2 separate regions of the Homo sapiens genome follow, and region 2 is linked to region 1. A link is an interaction called in ENCODE POLR2A ChIA-PET data of the cell type or tissue named here. Cell type or tissue: IMR-90. All regions are shown on one strand. Each heading gives the region's core, and the rest is flanking DNA. Links, peaks and the distances in the headings are about the cores only.

Region 1 (2,815 bases), core at 291-2,790:
ATCCCAGCTACTCTGGAGGCTGAGGCAGGAGAATTGCTTGAACCCAGGAGGTGGAGGTTGCAGTGAGCCAAGATCGCGCCATTGCACTCCAGTCTGGGCAATAAGGGCGAAACTCTGTCTCAAAAACAAAAACAAAAACAAACAAAAACCCCCACCTTTTTAAAAACTGCAATAAAATCTATTAATGTTCTAATTATATGTTGTATCTTATGATTTCTCTTTCTTCAGTTTTTTTCTCATGATGGGGATTAATTGACACTTGTGAGTGGCACAAAGAATAACACCTCATTTTACACATGACTTAGATGACTGAGTGAGAAGAAACAAAACGGCAGAAGCTGGGTGCCACCCGGATGTTGACAAAAAGGTTGAGTCATGAGATGAAGGGTGGACTGGAATCCCTTCTGAGTGTCCTCTAGCCTGATGGTCTCTGTAGCTTTAAGAGGTGAACATCTTGTGTGTCCAGCCATCCCTACGGGGAGGTCAGAGGGACCAGAATCCTGAGGAGAAAGCACCACAGGTGACCACTAGAGGGTGCCCTTCATTCTCCTTGACACCCTCTGGTCCAGCCGCTAATCTAGGGCCCTCAGGGACCTCTTTAGTTGCCCAGACCAGCAGGTGGCATTTCAGATGTGCAGAAAGAACACAACCGCCCCAACTTCCTGCCCTCCTCTTGTGGTGGAAAGACAAATGGTGGAGTCGGGGAAGAATGTAGATAGCAAGGAAGTGGGTAGATCCAGATGCCGTGGTGTGTGTCCCTAAACTTTGCTCTCAAGCCTCTGACTGCCCAACACATTCACTCTTGATCAGCCATGCAACCATCTCTTTCTCTCCAAATACTATGGCTGCTTTGTGTCTGTCCACATTCTGTCCATTTGGTGAGCTCCTACACATCCTTCAAGGCCCAGTTCAAATGCTACCACTCAGACCCTTTCTTCTCTCCCACTTTTGTGCTTCCACAGCACTAGCATTCATCACTTTGCATAGTAATAACTTATGTGCCTTCTGTCCTGTAGAACATGTGCCATGTGCTCTACCCATGAATGACTTGCCCAGTTCTGAGTCTCTACTTGTTGAGCACAGGGTCTGGCACAAATTGAAGGTCATTGTATTTAGCCTGCATCATATTATGGCTTCAACTTCCTCCTACACTTTGCGGGACTTTCTTGAAGGCAGATGGCAAAATCCCTGGAGCACTTTCATATTTGTCAATTGAATTCTTTCATTTTACAACAAGGAAACTGAGGCTCAGAGAAGGGAAGGATTCACAAAGAAAGTTTTGTCAAACCGGGCCTGGAATTCTGATCACCTGACACCTCAGGCTTGAACTTGCTGTGCAAAAGGCATTGTTAGAAATAGTAGGGCTACAGAGTTTACTATATCACAGCTGAACTGAGGTCCTTAAAGGTTAGCAAAATAATTTATTGAGTAATTTATTGAATGAATGAATGAAACACAAACCAAGAAGTCACAGCTTTGTTAGCCTAGGATGAGCTCTATCCACAGAAGCATTTATTCACCCCTCAGAAGAGAATTTTTTTTTTTTTTTTTTTTGAGACGGAGTGTTGCTCTGTCACCCCGGCTGGAGTGCAGTGGCTCGATCTCGGCTCACTGCAACCTCCGCCTCCCAGGTTCAAGCGATTCTTCTGCCTCAGCCTCCCAAGTAGCTGGGACTACAGGCACCTGCCACCATGCCTGGCTAATTTTTGTATTTTTAGTAGAGACGGGATTTCACCATGTTGGCCAGGCTGGTCTCAAACGCCTGACCTCATGATCCGCCTGCCTTGGCCTCCCAAAGTGCTGGGATTTCAGGCGTGAGCCACTGTGCCCGGCCTAGAAGAAAATTTTAAATTGGCTTTTAGGAAGGTTTTTTAGCAGCTAAACTTTGGATGAGCCTAAGAAGAAAGAGTTCAGGCCTTGGCCAGGTGCAGTGGCTCAACTCTGTAATCCCAGCACTTTGGGAGGCCGAGGCAGGTGGATCACTTGAGGTCAGGAGTTCGAGACCAGCCTGGCCAACATGGTGAAACCCTGTCTCTACTAAAAATACAAAGATTAGCCGGATGCGGTGGCACACACCTGTAGTCCCAGCTACTTGGGAGGCTGAGGCAGGAGAATTGCTTGAACCTGGGAGTCGGAGGTTGCAGTGTGCTGAGATTGAGCCACTGCACTCCAGCCTGGCGACAGAGTGAGACTGCATCTCAAAAAAAAAAAAAAAAAAGAAAGAAAGAAAGAAAAAGAAAAAAGAAATTAGTAAACACTGCAAATCAGGAATCTTCTGAGCCAGATGTTTTGTTTTGTTTGTTTGAGATAGAGTCTTGCTCTGTTGCCCAGGCTGGAGCGCAATGGTGTGATCTTGGCTCACTGCAACCTCCACCTCGCGGGTCCAAGCAATTCTCCCGCCTCAGCCTCCTGAGTAGCTGGGACTACCGGTTCACACCAAAATGCCCAGCTAATTTTTGTATTTTTAGTAGAGATGGGGTTTCACCATGTTGGCCAGGCTGGTCTCGAACTACTGACTTCAGGTGATCCACCCGCCTTGGCCTCCCAAAGTGCTGGGATTACAGGTGTGAGCCACCGCACCCAGCCAGAGCCCGGTGTTTGTTAAATTTACCAGACATATATCAGACATTATCAGATATTTATCAGACATATCTGGTTATCATTATTACTGAAATGGATAACAACTCATTCGCTCTGGGCAAATACAATGCACATCCGTTTGCCTATTTTTACTAATGTGACTGCTCATTTGAGTCAGAACCAGCCAATTCAACAAAATGGCTAATTGGTTTCCCCACTCCAACCCCCATGGTCA
Region 2 (2,815 bases), core at 232-2,731, 250 kb before region 1:
AGAGCGAAACCCTGTCTCAAAATAAAATGCTAAAAGAGAGATGGATTTTTCTGTTCCAGGATGATCTTACCATAGTTGGAGTAGGGGAGAGACCCAAAAGCCAATAACTGTGCCTCTACACATGCTGTTCTGTCTGTCTCAAATGTGTTTCATTCACTTTATATCCATTGAACTCTAGCTTGCCTTTCAAAACGCAGCTTTTGTGTAACCTTTATGTACTCATCCTCCTTTGTTTTAGAACATCTCTCACTTTTACTTTGCAGTTATGCGTATGCTTGTCTCCTCACTAGGATGAGGACTCTAAAATCTGGATAATTAATATGTAGAACTGAATTGTTTCAACTTTAATAGTTAACAATTCTCAAGAATTTAGTGGTCTGTAAAGCAGTCCTGTCATCTCTTGTCACTGTGTTCGCACAATACTCACATGGCGCTGTAGTTCCATCCAAGTAAGTCTTGCTTCCTACTTGGCTTTACTCTGCCTGGGGTTAAACTCTTGATGACACTGTGCATTTGGAGTTAGGAGTTCTAGATTTGCCATCAGAGTTTCCATCTACTCCTGCGGGTCCTTGGTCAGGACATTTAAAAGTTCAACTTTTAGCTGAATAACTAGTATTCAGCTAGTCAGTCAACTTTTAGTCTCCTATCTGTGAATTGGGGGTAGCTTGCTTGTCTGTGGATCACAAGAGATAGTAGACATTTTAAAACGTTAAGCACTCTACAATTGAGAGTGGTTACTGTGGGTGTGGAGATGTTGGGTAGGGAAGGGTCTATCAGGGTTTCCAACAAGAAAATAAGTGTTTGGCAGGGTGCAGTGGCTCACGCCTGTAATCCCAGCACTTTGGGAGGCTGAGGTGGATGATCCCCTGAGGCCAGGAGTTTGAGTCAGCCTGGACAACATAGTGAGAACCTATCTCTTTTTTTTTTTTTTTAAGTTTTAGTTTAAAAAAAAAGAATTTTCCTTTCTTTTAGATGTTTCTGACTGCCTAATGTAAACATTTCTCAGCAATTTATATTAGACCCTGAAGTTTTTCTCTGATATGTCAGTTCTATTTATTATATGATGATACTACATATGAAAGCACTGTTTTCTGTTCTGCCGATTAACCTAGTCTTTCCAGCAAACTTTCTCCATACGACGATCACAATTTAAAATTTTCTTTCCTATTATTATAAATGTCACAGTCCCAATGATGTCTTTCAGACTTTGAACTAAAAGCAGCAAAAAAAATCTAACATCAGATTATATGCCCCCGTTTTTGTTTCAGAACAGAGTATCACTCTGTCCAAGGCTTCTCAACCACCGCAGTCATAGGATGTTTCTTTTGTATTAATATGGAACTGTTTCCTGGTAATTTATTTTACTTAATACATCTTTCTCTTGATTTTTTTTTAACAGATATGGAGATTAATCACCAACTTCTTATTTTTTGGGCCAGTTGGATTCAATTTTTTATTTAACATGATTTTTCTGTATCCTTTATTAAATGGGGTCAGCATCAAAACTTTTTCTTAGGAAGTAAAAAATTAAGTTGAAACTTTTCATCCTGTTACTTGTTTTTGGTACCATCTTAGCTATGATTTCTGGGTCAGTGGTACATAAAGTAGTTGCTTAGGTAGTAATGTTTTGAAAATGTCTGTAGGTCACTTTGTTCAAATGGGAGGTTTTAACCATAAAAAGATAGCACTTCTGCTCTTTTGTTACTTACAAATCTGATCAAGGGAGGGGAGAATTGATTTAACTGAGGCATACCTCCACAGTAACCAACAGGTTCGAAGCCGTAAAACAACCTGAATGCAATGGTAATTCAGCAGAATTTGGGCATAAGTTTTGGAATGGGTTCATGAGGAGTGGGAACCTGAGATCTCCTTGGGTCCTGGTTGCTGGAACTACTGGCTGAAAGACAGTGGTTGTGTCTGCTGGGCTTGTCAAGTTCCGGTTTGTTGAAAGGAAAACCCCAGCTCTGATCCAATGGTAATTGGGGCCACAGAGCAGGGCATTCCTCTTCCACCCCTGCCCTCTGTATTAAGAGGGAGTTACAGTTCAACTCATCTGCAGCTGCATTCCTTCCTGAGGATGGCAGGAATCCATTTTATATCCTATGTAGGATATCATTCTGATAAGTTTCCATTAAAGTTTTTTCTCATCGTAATTCATCTTTATTGACTGAGGTGCTCAACCTGCCAGGCTGGAAAAGTAGTTGAGCACACAAGGCTTCTTGCTGCGGATTTCTTCCAAGTTAGGATGTGGGAAAGCAAAGATGGTGCATATTAAGGTGTGGCTGAGCACAGGAAAGACAATACAAATTTTTAAAGGTTTAATAGGGGACTGGAGGGCCGGGTGTGGTGGCTCACACCTGTAATCCCAGCACTTGGGGAGGCCAAGGCAGTGGATCACGAGGTCAGGAGTTTGAGACCAGCCTGGCCAACATGGTGAAACCTGCTCTCTACTAAAAATACAAAAAATAGCCTGGCATGGTGGCACACAACTGTAATCCCAGCTACTCAGGAGAATGAGGCAGGAGAATCGCTTGAATCTGAGAGGCGGAGCTTGCAGTGAGCCGATATGGCACCATTGCACTCCATCCTAGGTGACAGAGCGAGACTCTGTCTCAAAAGAAAAAAAAAAAAGAATAGGGGACTGAAAGCATGTCTGTGTGTCATCTGGATTAGTTCCCAGCCAGGGACAGTTTGTAAAAAATGATGCTGGTCTTGACCTTTTCTCAAATGCTTGGTAAAAAAGTAATCACATTACCACTCAAACATTCTTATACAAATGAAGACTTGACTAATTACAAATAATATGGAATCCAAG

What was found. ChIA-PET counts read pairs that join two places held together with the same protein. Peaks named below come from ENCODE experiments on the same cell type or tissue, not always from the same donor. Only the 100,000 strongest peaks of a DNase experiment are listed, where the experiment ranks them.
Region 2: POLR2A ChIA-PET joins it to region 1 with 15 read pairs; 2 of 35 experiments call an interaction of 5 or more read pairs at or near these places.

Annotation. Positions count from the first base shown.
Region 1 is chr17:5,235,446-5,238,260 of GRCh38, reverse strand. ZNF594-DT (ZNF594 divergent transcript) reads right to left here. Exons shown (of 6, transcript NR_152840.1): 6 at 2,258-2,815. Among named protein-coding and RNA genes, the nearest start is that of SCIMP, 2.0 kb to the right of the region's middle. RefSeq lists an enhancer at 715-1,014. In IMR-90, for the core only: a CTCF peak has its summit at 525 (motif pointing right); no DNase peak of the experiment used is centred there.
Region 2 is chr17:5,481,467-5,484,281 of GRCh38, reverse strand. DERL2 (derlin 2) reads left to right here. Exons shown (of 7, transcript NM_016041.5): 3 at 1,400-1,473. Among named protein-coding and RNA genes, the nearest start is that of DERL2, 3.3 kb to the left of the region's middle. In IMR-90, for the core only: no CTCF peak of the experiment used is centred there; no DNase peak of the experiment used is centred there.